Linked DNA regions of Homo sapiens: region 1 is linked to region 2. Evidence: chromatin loops called from intact Hi-C (ENCODE). Cell type or tissue: tibial artery. All regions are shown on one strand. Links, peaks and the distances in the headings refer to the core of each region. The heading gives the core; the rest is flanking DNA.

Region 1 (8,350 bases), core at 169-8,168, 74 kb before region 2:
GTGAAGGGAGGGTTTTCTCAAACTCTCATTGCTGCAGGATCTGACTCCCTGTTTATTTTGCCCTTATTAATGGCTATGATTGGCTGTAGAGTTAAATCCACAATGCTAGTAACAAAAGACATCCTGGTAGATCACCAGAGTGCAAGATATCTTCTGCTCTGTCTCAATTATGTAGCAGCAGCCCTGTTTCTTCATGATTACAGTTAATTGCTCCTGCTAATAGAGCAACTTCTTTCTGAGCTAGTTACTTCACTAGCACAAAGAACATAAACTGAGCAGTAATAACTTTAAGTTTAGTGCAATCCACATTGTTCCTCTTGGTGGAAGTGATTTCTTCTGGGAATCAGGAATGCTGCACCCACAGAGACTATATTTGTGCACATTGGAAGTACAAATCCCTTGAATGTGGATGGCAGTGAATGGCTACTTCCCCCTTTCTCTACCTAGACACATGTATTTTACATTTTGAGGACCATATAATGACCACTCATTTAATGTGTGTATTGCATAATAAAAGATAGTACACCATCCCCTTGCAGGGTGTCACATTGAAGCTCATGACTCCCTGTATCTACAAAGCCTACTTTATCACAGGTCATGGTTCTTGCATGCTGTGGGAGGAGGTAGGACCGGGGTATTCCTTGGTCGTATGTCCACTGCTTCACCTCCATTGCTATAAAGTGGGTATCTGAGAATGAGTTGATCGTATGCAGGATCCTATGTGAGCAGAGTAGACATTCTTTGCTACAGAAATATGTAGCAAAGAATAAGAATAAGATGTCTTATCTAAAGATGTCTCTTTGGATAAGAGTGCTTGCTGAGATATTGCAGACAGGAAAGGCAGACTCTTACCTGGAATACGGGTCTATCCCATCCAAGATTACATATTACTTGGAAGAATGGAGGGGATCTGATATAATCATTTCCAAATAATGTCCAATATAGACCGTCTGAGAGGTGCTCTCAGCACTGGTCCCCGATGGTGGTGTGACAGAGCTTCAGCAGCTGCTGTAGCTAATTCACCCTTTGCCAAAAGAATCTCTTGCCGTTGGACCCATGCATCTCTGCCACGATGGCTGCTTCATCTGAGCCCATTGCATAAGCACCGGGATGACTGTGAGAATGGAGTTTGACTAACATTTATTTTTTAATTTATCTTGTCTACTTGCTTGATGAGTGTCTCTTTGGCAGTAGCTGCTTCTGTGGGCAGTAACCTGATTTAGAAGGATCTCCACACTTTGTTCCCACTCCATGCCTCCCACGCATCTCATCTGCATGCCTCTCCCCAGACCTCTCTGAATCCAATCTACCAGGCCTGCTCTTCCTAGGCCTCTGACTGCACATTCAGCACTCCCCATGATACGCCCTTATTTTAGCCATATCTGTTTTCACACAAAGTGGATGGCCAGGCACATTGCCTGAACCTCTGGCCATTGGACTGTAGATGAGCAGCCTTTTGTTTTTTTTTTTTTTAGACCAGGTCTTGCTGTCACCCAGGCTGGAGTAGTACAGTGGTGCAATTTCACATCACTGCAACCTCCACCTCCCAGGATCAAGCGATTCTTGTGCCTCAGCCTCCCAAATAGGTGGGATTACAGGCATGTACCACCATGCCCAGCTAATTTCTTGTATTTTTAGTAGAGACGGGTTTTCGCTGTGTTGGCCAGGCTGGTCTCAAACTCCTGGTCTAAAGTGATCTGCCCAACTTGGCCTCCTAAAGTGCTGAGATTAACAGGCGTGAGCCACTGTGCCATTTAGCCAGCTACCATTTGTTTTTGATATGCACCGAAATTTCTAGCAGGCTCACTGTTTCATGAACAAAGCTTGAGCTTTTTATTCTTTTCCTTTGCTTTTACTCACCCCATCCCCTGCTGCCATGATGCCATAGGCGTGAGCTTAGGACAGATACCTGTTCACTACTGGCAGGTGACATGAGAGTCTAGGTCAACATTTTATGCAACTTACTTGTGACCTCTGAGCCTGCCCATGTTTGATACTGGATGTGATTAGTCCATTGTACTACAGATTATGGCAGGGTCCACCTATAACTTGGTGTTTCTGAGAGTACACAATATAGTATTTTTGTCCATGACGTCACTTGGTGACTTCATATCTCTAATTCCACTATTACCCAGTAGTAAATCAGAGACTGTTTTACAAATGGTGTATGTAGTTATTTTTTGCAGATGACATGCCTTCTTCCAAACCTAGAGATTTAGCCACAGCCTCTTGCTGGGGCTTACCAGAAGCTCCTCCTGTCATCTGTCTCTATTAAGACACATCTGGAAATATGAGATGGCCCAGGTAGTAGGATTGCTGCTACACAGCCTGGAACAGCTGCAGAGCTTCCTTGTTGTGTGCTGCCTTCTGAAAAAGCAACTTGTGTCCCAAGATAATTGGATTATGATATCATTACTAGTATGACATATGTTGAATTAAGTGGTATTCTAAAAATAGTTAAATAGATATTGAAACACAGTCCTGTGTTATCTCTTAAGGAAGGATTTCTCAACCTCAGTACTATGGACATTCTGGGTCAGATAATTCTTTGTTATGGAGAAGCGTCCTGTACAGTTTAGGATGTTTACCAGCACCTTGGCTTTTACCCACTAGATTCCTGCAGCACCTGCCCCAGTTGAGACAACCAAAAATGTCTCCAAATATTGCCCAATGTCCCTTAGGGGATAATCAACCCCAGTTAAGAACCACTTGTTATGTGATTCTCTAGAATTTCTCCTGTATTGATAAAATGAATGTTTGCTGTCATTTTAAAGATCTAGGAAAATTTTTCTCCAACATCAATCTTAGTTTTGAAGAGGTTACAAAATCTTTGTTTCCTCGAGTTGTAAGTAAAATAAAAATGATTATAAAACTTAAAATCCCCATTATAGTTTCCATATGAAACATTTGCAAGTCAAAGAAAGTTTTGCTTTGGTTTTACAGGATTGTTACTCCTATGCCATGATCAGATCATTCATGTGATCTCTAACATCGATGTGAGATTGACATATGATGGAATAGGGTGTTGGCAAACACTTGCTTTTAATGTGAGGAAAATCCACCAGTGCAGTGGTGAGGAGGTGAGGACCTTGGCCATTGCTGGCATTGGAGGTGGTGGAGTAGATCGCATGAGTAACCCAGTGCTGCCTCGGACGGGACGGGTACATCTGTCTACAACTGCCTCAAGCCTTTTCATCCCTCACACTAACCTAGGCCCCATTTTAGCCTGTTTCAATAATAAAGTAATATTTAAGTATATATACTATGAATATGTATATATATGTACTTATGAAATATTTAAGTATATATAAATTACTAAAGTAACACTGAATTCTATTTGCTTTAGAAGTACCTTATCTATCAGTTTGCTCAGCATGGAGAAGGGAAGAAAATTGTTATTTCTTGAATTTTCCTCTCAGACTTCAATGCCTGGCACTCATGTTGCAAATGTTGAGAAATAAAATCAAAGAGTAATTATTCTGTGGCTAGTTGGAGCAGCTCTGTTAGGGCCAGTCTAGGAGGTGCTCTTGTGGATGGTGGCAGCTTGTGTCATGCATGCACTGGACAAGTCCACATGGCATATGGCTCTGTGACTCACAGCGCAAATAGTGTTAACTTTGGCCAGTGATTGGAGCTTATGGCAGCTTTACTTGCAGATGTTTTGCAGTTGCTGTCAAGGCAAGTGTGTACTTAACAAATGGCTTCCATCCAATGGTGTCCAGATTGTTTGGGGCAGGGCAAATACAGGCAGGACAGGGGGTCAAGCCAGTGTTAGCTAACATGTATGGGCTGCACCAATGGCATGCACCTTTCCCAGACAGGCATGATTGAGCGACGGATTACATTTCCTCCTCACAAGAAAAGTTGATGCCTCTGTCACTAAACAGAGCTCAATCTCAGTGCAATTCTGGGATAGCTGAACCATGGGGATCTAAGTGGGACAGAAATGAAGAAACTGTGAATGTGCTGATGGGGATAGAGTTGTGCTACAAATAAGACTCAGGAATAGGATTGCCAATGTTGAAATATTTTCAACTTTGCAATAAGGCAAATGCCTTCCATATTTGGTTATCCTGAAGAAAAGAAAAGGTCCCTTACCCCAAATTTTGTCCAAATGTGAAGACTGGTCACACACACACACACACACACACACACACACACACACACACACACACCCCAAGACAATATAGAAAGGTTTATTGCTCATATAACAAGGCTTTCTTGCGAGAACAGGGTGGCTCCTTAGTGGGTTCAAAAATGGTTTGAGAGAACAGACAAAGTTGTTGGGCCTGGGGTTTTTACTGAGGTCAGTGATGGGGAAGGAGTGAGTGTTCCCATAGGTAGTTTGAAATTCCCACTGACACCAAAGGAGGGAGCACCTCAACATGGTTATCAACTTTCCCAGGTACAGAGTAGGAGGAAAACGGAGACGTGAGGGTTCAAACCTGTGTGTGGTCAAACATCAAAAAATGGAGGCTGACTGTGTGTTAGCTTCCTAGGGCTGCTGGAACAAGTGACTACAAACTGGTGGCTTAAAATGACAGATTATTTGTTGCCTCACAGTTTTGGAGGCTGGAAATCTGATATCAAGATGTCTCCCGGGATGATTCCTCCTGGAGGCTCTGAGGCAGAATTTGTTTCAGGCTTCTCTTTTAGCTTCTGGTGATGGCTGGCAGTTCTTAGATTTTCTTGGCTCATAGAAGCATCACTGTGATCTCTTGCTTCTGCCTCATCATGGTCTCCTTGTGTATCTGTCTTTGTGTCTCTTTTCCTCTTCCTATAAGAGCACCAGTCATATTTGATTAAAGGCCCACCCTACTCCATTGTGACCTCAACTAAATTACATCTTAATTACTTCCAGATCCCATTTCCAAATAAAGTCACATTGACACATACCATGGGTTAGGATGTCAGCATATATTTTGGGGATACACAATTCAAACCACAACTGACTATTAAATGTTACATGCCAGTCTTTGACAGAAGTGATTAATGTTTGTATATAAGGCAAACATAATGGCAGACATAACTTCTTGATGGTTAATTTATCCGTACTGTAAATTTAATTGGTCATGGGCCACTGGCATAGATTGGGTGGGTGTCTGGTAGGGCTGAAAGAAATAATTTTCTCCATTTATCCTTCTTCCCTCAGTGCCATTGAGTTTCTGCTATGATTTTTGCCATTACTAACCACTGGGTAATAAGAATAAAATTTTGCTTCATTAACTTCATTAGAGGCTGCATAGTGCTTTGTTTTCTAAATGTGCTGGGTATAGAGACAGCACAGTAATCATCTTTGAACTCTTTAAAAGAGGCACTGTAATTAAGGTAATTTATGGCTGGTTTGTAACAGCTCTAGCTGTATTTCTGGGGATGCCTGGATGTCTGGCTTTAACTTTTGGCCAAGATAATGGTAATGGAATTTATAATGTTCTGTTTAAATTCTGACCCTTAGGGCCAAATTTTTAACTTATGAATTTCAACTGGCATAATGGGTTAGACATCCTGACCTGACTATGGGTCAGAGGTACGTTAAAAATCTTGGGTCAGGCATGGTGGCTCACACCTGTAATCCCAGCACTTTGGGAGGCTGAGGTGGGTGGATCAACTGAGGTCAGGACTTTGAGACCAGCCTGGCCAACGTGGTGAAACAACATCTCAACAAAAATAAATAAATAAATAAATAAATAAATAAATAAATAAATAAATAAATAAAAAATTAGACAGGTGTGGGGGCACATGCCTATAGTCCCAGCTACTCAGGAGACTGAGACAGGAGAATCACTTGAACCCGGGTGGTGGAGCCTGCAGTGAGCCAAGATCGTGCCACTGCACTCCAGACTGGGTGAGACAGAGCGATACTCCATCTCAAAAACCAACCAACCAACCAACCAAACCATAAAAAACTCCCTTGCATCTCTGTCTTGAGATCTCTGAAGCTTAGATTCATTACATGGTTCAATTCACAAAGCACATTAGTGTGTGAATAAAGACCCTGAGGAGTTAGCACTGGGATCTCTCAAACGCTCAATGCTTGCCTTCACTCCAGTCTCTTTCTCTAAATGGACCTATCAGTTGCCTTTAAACTAAAGCCTTGCAGGAGAATGCTCTATGGAGTCTTGTCCTTTCAGATACATGAACTCCTGAAATCTTTGGAGAGGTTGAGGGAAGACTTGGGAGTAAATTAACACAAAGTTTGTGGTCTGAAGACACTTCAGTCATTTCAATGAGTGATTGCCTAGCTTGCAGCTGTTGAAAGAACTTCAAGTCTGTCTGATTATTTAGAAGAAAGAAACTTCAAATTTGTCCAGTTATTATTATTATTTTGTTGTTGTCATTGTTTCTGTTTTTTAGTTGAGTGTGAGCGGAAAAAGAAACTGGGGATAAATTAATTTTTTTGTCCTACAAGGTTAAGACATTTTTATTTTGGATTTAAATTCTTTTGGATTTTGAAGTCTTTGGACTTCGACACTTTTAGAATTTGCATTTAATTTCTTTCTGAAAATATTGTTAATGAGACTATATCCAACATATGGGACATTTTCTATATTGTTGGAATTTTATTATCAGAACATGTTTAGGCAATTTATTATTTTAATATCTTATTGTAATTCAGTTTCACTGAGGATCTTCTGATATGCTCTGTTGAAATTCTTAACTGGACACAGTTTGGATAGGAAATGAGATAGAGAAATAATTTTTGGCTTTGGTGGCAGACTTGTCTTGGAACTAAGTAATTTGTTGTTCTGACAATTTTTAGATCCATATGGGACAAAATCAATACTAACAACTATTGAACTGTGGAGGTTTTAAAATTTTCTGAAAATTTTTTGATACTCCTTTTATAAGAGTTGGGGGCTTATGTCTTTTATCTTGAATCTGGGCCCTTTCAGTGACTAGCTTGTAAACAATATAACACAGAGAAAGTGAAGTTCCTAACTGCTAGGGCTAGGTAGAAAAAGCCATACTGCATCCTCCTGGTTCTCTTGGCACATTTGTTTTGGAGCCATGAGTTGCTACATAAGAAGTCCAACCACCTGGTGTAGTAACCTTTAGGTGTTCGGGTTGACACCATCAGTTGAGGTCTCATACCATGGATTCAACCGTGTAGGACCAATCACCAGCCATGTGCATGAAGACGCCTCTCAATGATTCCCCGGCTGCGTGGTTACCCCCAGCTGTTAAATTGCTCCAGCCAAGACCCCAGAGATGGTGGAGCATGTGTAAGACATTCACACTGCTTCATTATGTGAGCATTGAAAAGTTATTGTACATCACTATGTTTTCAATACTTAGTTATGCAGCAGTTGTAACTAGAGAATGCTCTCCGAAGTCTATCCAAAGGGGTAGTAGTTAGCACTGGGGATGCAATCCAGTCAAGACTGAAGTTGAACATCCTGACTGTTATTGAGTTTCCTTCCTCTAGGAAAATAGCCACAGTCCTGATGGGACCATGGCATTAACCCAGAGAGCTAGGAGAATGCAAAGCTGAGCACCATCAGGGCAGACCTATTCATCTTCACTTCTGGAGTCAGTAGGAGAGACTCTTATTACCTTCCCAGTTACTCCCCACAGAGGTAGGAGAGGAGGCAGTGGAAGTGATGGACTTCTTGTAATTTGAGAAGAAGTGGGGTGTGCTTGGTTCAGCTCACATATTTCTCTTTTCCTCACTGGGGGCCAGCCTGACCACAGAGAACATACGGCCCTGTTTCAGCTGCCCATGTTATGCATGTAGGGGGCCTGGCTCACGTAGGGCAAGCATGTGGGGTTGCAGTGTCTTCTGTGACTAGGACTAAGTCTGTAAGTCAACTAGGAAGCGTATTCTCTCCTGCCTCCCACACCGTATAGTACCTCCTACAACTCAGTCTGTGAAAACAAAATATTTGTCCTTCAATGCCCTCATTTCATTTAAAAAATTAATTTTTTTAATGAAGATATAATTGTACATATTTATGAGATACATAGTGATGTTTTGATATGTATAATGTATAGTGATCAGATTAGTGAGCGTATCTATCACCTCAAATATTTGGTGCTTCTTGTGCTGGGAATATTAAAAATCCTCTCTTCCAGCTATTTTGAAATATACTAGAAATTCTCATTAACTATAATCACCCTACTGTGCCATCAAACACAAGAACTTATTTCTTCTATCTAATTGTATTTTTGTACCTATTAACCTACCTCCCTTCATGCCTCCCGCCCTTTTCCAGACTCTAGTAACCACGATTTTCCTTTCTACTTCTATGAGATAAACCTTTTAAGCTTTCACATGTGAGTGAGAACATGTGCTATTTATCTTTCTGTTCCTGGCTTATTTCATTAACATAATGTCCTGCACGCTCATTCA
Region 2 (8,350 bases), core at 216-8,215:
CAAATATTGGGCTGAGGTAGGATTTAATATGCTGAGAATGTTCACTTAAAGGGGAAAATAACTCAGTCACTGAATGTGGTACCTTTTAAATTATCAATCTGGAAAAAAAGTATAAGATTCTCCTACCACTGCTGATTGAAATAAAACTGTGTAAGAACTAATATACTTAACAGTGTTAGATTTTTACCATTACAAATCAGTGCCTAATCTTTTCTTGTTAAACGTTCTATTGTTGAAATAAAAACCTTGCTAAAGCTATATATCATGGTTGGGTTTACAGAAAACAAAAGCAGATTTTCATATTTCCCTTAGGAGGATTAACCATTTCAACAGGAAAATATATTTATATTATTTTATATAAAAATATATTCAAAATTCACATTATGTTAAAGTATCCAATAGCTTTCATTCTACTTTATAAAAAGTGATAAAATTTTAAGATGTACTTTGTGATGAAACTTAATTCTCAACTAAAGACTCTACTTCAGAAGAAATTTTCCTTTTAATTCCTGGACCATGGTAATCATTTAGAAAATGTGGCTATATATGATTACTGGATTATGGTCATTATAAAGCAATAGAAAACAACTTTCATGTCGTGGTTCACTTTAAGTAATAGAAAAGCATTTTAAAGAACAACATAGCAGATCTGAATAGCGTCTCTATAGTTTAGAGGGGCTAAATACCCCGTAGCAGAAGATGTGTCTTTCAGATGTTGAATATTAATTGGGTAGGTTGATATATTTCAATATATCAAGAGGAGGCAAAATACAACGAGGCAGTGAAACAAATCATGACCCTAGTTAGTATTAAGCATTTCCTATGTTAAAAATGTGAATATACATATTTTAGTTCAAGCTGGTGCTTCTACATTTTTGTTGTTGTTGCTGTTGGAAGAAACATTCCTTCTGAAGAATTAACATACAGGAATTGAGTACTGACATCCTAGGGAAGTTGAATAATTTTGGTAATCCAAGGCAAAAAGCCCAGCTAGCCTGAGAAGGGGGATATCCAGGTATCCAGGCAGAGGAAACCTGGAGATGGAGAGAAGATGAGAGGAGAGAAGGGAAGCTGAGGTCAGAAAAGAGGAGGTCGGGGAGAGAAGGGGAAGGGAGGTGATATGGTTTGGCTCTGTGTCCCCATCCAAATCTCTTATTGAATTGTAATCCCCATGTGTTGGGGGAGTGGTCTGGTGGGAGATGATTGAATCATGAGAATGGACTTCCCCCTTGCTGTTCTTGTGATAGAGTGTAGAGTTCTCAAGTGATCTGCTTGTTTGATAAATGTATGGCATTTCCCACTTCTCTCTCTCTCTCTCTCTCTGTCTCTCTCCTGTTTCGCCATAATAAGATGGGCTTACATTCCCTTTGCCTTCTGCCATGATTGTACGCTTCCTGAGGCCTCCCCAGTCATGTGGAAATGTGAGTTAATTAAACCTATTTTCTTCATAAGTTACCCAGTCTCAGGTAGTTCTTTATAGCAGCACGAGAACCAACTAATACAGGAGGCCAGAGAGATGAGACGATAGAATGATAGGGGAGAGGAGAGAAGGGTAGAGGAAGGGATGGGAGGCAAGAGAAGGAGGAGTTAGAGGATGAAGAGGAAGGGAAGGGGAGGCCAGGAAAGAGGAGAGGAGAGGAGGCCACTTGTTCCTTCATAGAAACATTTTTATAGGACTTTGGACCAGAAATGTAGGTTAGTTAGGGGAGAAGAAGGGAGGGAAGGCCAGCAGAGAAGAGGATAAAGGAGGCCGGGAGAGTGGAGCCCAGGCGAGGGGAGACCAGGAGGTAAGACTTGGTTATCTGTGAAAAGGACTTTGAACCTAATCCTAAGAATTAATGGAAGAGCAATTGGGAACATTGCAGCAAAGATGAAGTCATATTAAAATATAATTTTATATATATATATATATATCTTTAGTTTTTGAGTGTAGAACACTTTTGAAAGGGAGAGAAGTTGGAAATCTATTTCAGTTATCTGAGAACGATGTGATAGTATTTGGACTAAAGTGGATGAGACAGAGAAACATGAATGTAAATAAAAATTTTTATAAGTTAAAATGAGCAAGACTTTACAATTGACTTGATATAGAAGATGATGAAGAATGGTTAGTAAGAGAAGCCTAAATCTTTGGCTTACACCAACTGAAAGGATAGTGGTGCCTTTTATTAGTAGGAAAAAATGAGAAAAAATGGAATTAATTTTCTGTAGAGTGAGAAGTATAAAAGGCTTTCTCTAAACTCCTTAAAGCAGCAAAATTTATGTTTTGCTTTAAGAAAACAGAATGAGTATTTTCTTTACTCCAATTTCTAGGAAAAGGAGGAAAACATTTTTTCAATCTTTTTTTGACATGGAGGAATTTTCTAGCTGTGCAAATTATTGTTTTGCAATTAATCACTTTTTTTCTAGGCTTTTTTTCTTAATTACAGGCTTTGAGCACTGTTAGCCAGAAATATTTATTCAATTTAGAGCATCTCTGTCAATGAATCAGCCACTGAAATAGAAATAAACTGGTTTCATCAAGAAACAATATGAATAGAGTTGGGTAATTAACACTTCTTCCTTCATAGAAACATTATTATAGGACTTTGGACCAGAAATGTAGGTTAGTTCTTCATTCAATGGTCAGTTACATTCAGGCATTAACTAAAATCTATCATGTATAGTCATATTATTTTCAAAGGAAAATTAAAGATTAAAATATAGCAATTTTCTCTATTTAAACCTTTCTTTTGATTTACTAAACATTTCTAAAGACAGAGCAATAAATGATAAGGTGAATATCATATTACAGAACTGTTTTCTTAATGTTTAGAAATAATATCGATAAGAATACCTGGGTTTTGAAAAATATAAATAGTCCCAGAAGTGTTTTAAGTACAAATAATAGCAACGAGCGTGTTTCCCAAAATATTTCATTTGCAATGAAAACAAGCTGAAAAGAAAAAAAATCTCCAATATGTTTATATTTAAAGGCCAAACACAAACTTTTCTAAGGAAAACTAATAATCCAGAAATATTAGAATAGATTTCTTCTTCTGATACACACCTATATCACTGCTAAAGTTTTTGATCCACTAGTATTTGCCAGTAAAAATTATTTTCAACAGAATATTAACAGACTGCAGATTGTCTTGCCTTGTAACATAAGGAGTTCTTTACTATTATTTGTTAAAGCAGGATATTTTATATATTTCATGTAAGTTTCTATAATCATACAATAATAAACATGATTTTTTATTTGCTTGTTCTGAGGTTTTAAGTCATTAAAAGGTAAATTTTCTTTGATCACAGTTCTAAAGTCTTACAAGTAACTGATCACTTTCAAATCATTCTCTTACTTTTTCCTTAATTTCTTTGATTTACACACATACAAACACGGAGGCAACAAATATATTTTCATCTCCAACAAATCTGTGTATTTCAAATGGATGGAATAACATCACTTGTTATGGCCCAATGGACACAGATAAACTGCAGGTATATGCATTGGGGCAATGGTAAACTGCATTTTAATTGAATTATAGAATTAGTTCTCTCTAGATTCATTTTTTGAATGTCTTCCATGTCCTAGTCACTGTGAAGACAAGGATAAATAAGATACAAGTTCTTTGCTAAGAAGCTTATAGACTGGCATGGAAACACATGTATTAAAATTATTATTCAATGCCGTAGATACAGAATAAAGTGATTAACCAGAGCATGGGAACACAGATGAAAATGGAACAAACTGACCAGGAAATATGGTATAGATTCATCATTTCTGTCATTCCAGCCACCCTTCACCTCCATTTACATACACACACACACACACACACACACACACACTGAACTCTGGTTTTCAAATAGTTTTGCACAAACTTCTTTTTTTCATCTTTTTATAGATATAAGATGTATGTATTTTTTTAAAAATCTGGATCATGTAGTTCATGTACTGTAACTGTAAGCTAAGAGTTGATGACAAGACTAGGGCTCTGTAAAATGTGCATTCCATTTGGAGAGCAAACAAGGAAAAATCAGTTTGAGTTTTATTTCAATATATCAATTCATTTTTCCCATAGCTTTAGATAATTTGGAAAAAGGATTTTTCACACTCCCATATCTCATTCTTCGTTTTATCTTTAAGTGTTTTGCTTTCCAAATTTTATTAATTCCACGCCTGATTTCATTGTAGCAGACTTTTTATTGTCCAAAGGAGAAGTAGAAAATGGAATAAATTGTTAAAAGAATTGATTCTTGTGATAATACCCTCTACCTTCACTGAAGATTTGGTACTAGTAATCAGGAATGTGTGAACATTGGTTTTAGACTCTGTATTTTAACTTCAGCCACAAATCCATCATGTACAGAAAGAGAATTTCAAGTAGTAAGAATGATTATGTATTGAATGTCTACATTGTGCCTGGGGTATCTGGGTGTGCATATTGTAGCATATATTCTAACAATAAACTGTAGGTAAAATCACTCCAGTTTTATGGTTTAAACTGAGTCTGGGAAAAGTAAACTTCTCCAAGATCTCACACCTGTTCAAAAGTTAAATCAAGTCACTTTTCACTATAGTCTTCTTCCTATTTCCTTTCTTTTTTTTTTTTTTTTTTTTTTTTGAGACGGAGTCTCGCTCTGTAGCCCAGGCTGGAGTGCAAAGGCACGATCTGGGCTCACTGCAAGCTCCGCCTCTCGGATTCACGCCATTCTCCTGCCTCAGCCTCCTGAGTAGCTGGGACTACAGGCGCCCGCCACCATGCCTGGCTAATTTTTCTATTTTTAGTACAGACGGGGTTTCACCATGTTAGCCAGGATGGTCTCGATAACCTGACATCGTGATCCGCCCGCCTCGGCGTCTCAAAGTGTTGGGATTACAGGCTTGAGGCACTGCACCCAGCCTCCTTTTCCCTTTCTAAGGGAACAAAAAGTCTTGCAGAAAATTTCTCTTAAAGAGCTATTGACTATTTTAAGATCAGTAATAATGTCTAAAAGCAGCATTAAATAGGGTAATGATCAGTTGGTCTGCCTTAGTGTACAACAGAAAATAAAATGTTTTTGTATTCAAGCTAACTTATGCTATGATTCACACAACATATTCTTGTCTGCTCCATTGTTCTGCATTGTGAGAGAAAGAAAACAGTGAGTTGTGTTCAAGCCACAGGAGTCCCAAGTTGGTCAGACCAAAAATTATGCTATTTTCCATTTATGTTTTTCTTACTAGTAGGAAAATCCATCGTTATAAAATGTTGCATGCATTTTTATATTTTATTTCAATTCTTGATGACTTTTATAAAACACTTGATTCACATTACATATGCCTGAGAATTCTTTAGACTTGTTAATAGTACGTGTTATCTGAAAGCATAAAATACATTTGAATGCAGGTTTGTTTTCTAGATTTCATACAACAGAACTCAGTGGGACACTTGGGAGTCTGAGGAAAGATTTTTAGGTTGCCAAAGAGTGTTCAAAATTTAAAAGTAAATTTGGCTTTCATAAACATAATGAACAAAAGGAACTCAACATTTGAATTTAGCCTTCTTCCAAAATATGCCATCATTTTTTGCATTTTCCATTTTAACATTTAAACAGCAAAATAATTATCTTGGTTCTGTTTTTCTGTGTCTCAACTCTTTGCAAATGGAAATATATTCAAAGAAGATGAAGGAAGTGGTTAGGCTTTTTCTGCAAGTTCAATTATCTTTGTGTTATTGCTCATTATTTTGAAGCAGGCCCAGACAATCTTGTTGGTTATCTATTTAGATTGAACATTTTTATAAACGCGAGAAAGATAACTGTGAATGAAGATGTTGTTAAGCAAATGTTCTTAGTCATGTGTGTGGGTGTGTAGGGGTAAACATAGGAAAATTGATTACTCGGTCATGAGACTTGCTAAAGGCTTTCCACATCATCTGCTGAGACTCATGTCTCATTTCCATTAAGAGAAGGAATATTTGATAATGAAATTCTCCTTATCTGAACATAATTGTTTTGATGAGTATTAACTTCATAAGACAAGGAAATATCTGGATAATTTAATTTGGGTGGTAGGATAACTAAAGCATGAATCAACTAGAATTTTGTGATATATTCCTTATAGTAAAGATACATGTAGAAGAAAAGCTAAAATTTTCATTATATATGTTATATATACACATTTCATTACTATTTTGTATTTTAAGTCCATTCAAAATCTCCATATTAAACTACATTATTTTACAACAACGTATTGAGACTCATTGAGTTTGTGCAAAGTATTTTCTTTTGGAGGAAAATGTCTCCTTTCCAGTGTAGCTAGCTGACTGAGCTACAACTTGCTGAGAACTGTGAATTTCAGGCCCTGTGCTGTCCCTGTGGTCTGTACTTCAATGGGAGAACACGTTACTATGTTGTGATAGTATTCTGTTTATCGTGTCTATTCTCCTGCTTAATCTGGAAGCTAATTGAAAGCTAGAAATTTGGAAAGACATAGTATTTGTAAAGACAGTACTTAGCAATTGGCTGCTTTCTGATTAGTTAAATGTTCAACGTTGATGGCTTTATGTAAAGTTAATAAATTTAAACATATGCAGCTCAACGAACTTTGAAAAAGAATACACCCATGTAGCCAATACCCAGATCAAGTAATAGAATATTGTTGGCATTCTAGAAGCCTTCTTCATGCCTTCCTCCTGTCATTACCACTCCAACTAAGGGTAAACACTATTCTGAGTTGTCGTGAGTAGCTTTTCCTCTTTTTGAACTTATTATAATTGGGATTATGCAGTATGTATTATTTTGTGCCAGCTTCTTTTACTTCGAATTTTGTTTGTGAGATTCCTCCAACTGTAGCAATAGTTCATCTGTTTTTGTTGTTACACAGTAACTATGGTAAAATTTTTGCATCCATTTTTAGTTTATAGACAAAGATACATTCAATTTTGAGCAATTAGGAATAATGTTGCTATGACAATTCTTAAGGGATGTTGGTTTCCATTGCAGTTTTAATTTGCACTTCCTTAGTAACATATAATGTAAGAACTATCCATGTGATTATTGCCGGTGTGCATATTGTCTTTCATGAAGTACATCTTCAAGTTTTTAGCATGTTATTGAAAAATCATGTGGTTAACTTTTTCTTGTCAGTTTGTGACTTTATGAATCCTCAGTGGATATATGCACGCTTAATGCATTCTTCACGCTATTATTTGCCTTTTCATTCTGTTGACAATGTCTTTCTTCTCATGAACAGAAATTCATAGGTTTAATAAAATACTTTTTATAAATATTTTTACTTTACGGTTAATGCTTGATATCCTGTTTAGAAAAATCTTAACTGCAATATCATGAATGATTTTTCTTAGATGACTTCTAGGAGGTTTATAGTTTTGTTTTACACTTTTAGTGAGCATTCTATTGGGAACTGACTGTTTTAAAAGCTGTGATGTAGCTGTTAGTTCCATATGGACATGATTGACCTAGTTCCTTTTGTTGAAAAAGGGAAAAATAATTTCACATACTGAAGTGTCATAAATTAGGTCCCCAGAGATGTAGATCCATGTTCGGACTCTTAATTCTCTTTCATTTGTCTATTTGTCTCTCTTTGAGCTAATGAGTCATTGTCTTAATTACTGTAGCTTTATATCATATTCATATCCAATAATATAATTCTGTAAATTTGTTCTTTTTTTAAAAAAAGTTTGGCTTTCTTTGACTTTTTCTATTTTCAAATGGGTGTTAGTATCAACTTATCAATTTTAACAAAATAAAATTTGTGAGATTTTGACTGGAATTATTGAATACATAGGTTGATTTATGCATAAATGTCATCCTCACAATTTTGAGCTTTCTAGTCCACAAACAGACATAATATATTCCTTCACTTATTTAGATATTCTTTAGTTTCTCTTACGAGTGTATTGTAGTTTATAGGATGTAAGCTTACCTATCTTCTGGTACATCCCTAGCTACCTAATGCATATAATGCTAAAATAGAATTGTATTAATTATTACAATTTGATATTTGATGTCTAAATATTGGTTTCTAAAATGTAGAAATACACATAATTGTGTATATTGACTTTAGATCAGTAACTTTACTAAAAATCACTTACTAGTTTTAATAGTTTGTGAATTATTTTGAATTTCTACTTACACAATCATATGTACAAAATGAGAGTTTTATTTATTTTCACTTCTATTTAATTTCCTTTCCTCATCACACTAATGGCTAGACTTCTCCTTTTGTATAATACCGAACAGTAGTGGCATTAGGAGGCACATCCTTTTCATACTATTTTCGGGGGTAAAGCTATCAATAATTCAAAATTAAAGGGGATCGCTTTAGGTTTTCTGCAGAAAACTGTTATCATATCACTACTTTCCC

The links. Peaks named below come from ENCODE experiments on the same cell type or tissue, not always from the same donor. Only the 100,000 strongest peaks of a DNase experiment are listed, where the experiment ranks them.
Region 1: it touches region 2 in a loop (13-fold over the local background); 2 of 110 quality-filtered maps call a loop at or near these places.

What each region holds. Positions count from the first base shown.
Region 1 is chr18:68,737,540-68,745,889 of GRCh38, forward strand. It overlaps a transcript of CCDC102B not described here. Among named protein-coding and RNA genes, the nearest start is that of TMX3, 27 kb to the left of the region's middle. In tibial artery, for the core only: no CTCF peak of the experiment used is centred there; no DNase peak of the experiment used is centred there.
Region 2 is chr18:68,811,880-68,820,229 of GRCh38, forward strand. The region is part of intron 1 of CCDC102B (coiled-coil domain containing 102B); the gene reads left to right. Among named protein-coding and RNA genes, the nearest start is that of CCDC102B, 18 kb to the left of the region's middle. In tibial artery, for the core only: no CTCF peak of the experiment used is centred there; no DNase peak of the experiment used is centred there; H3K27ac peaks cover 472 bases.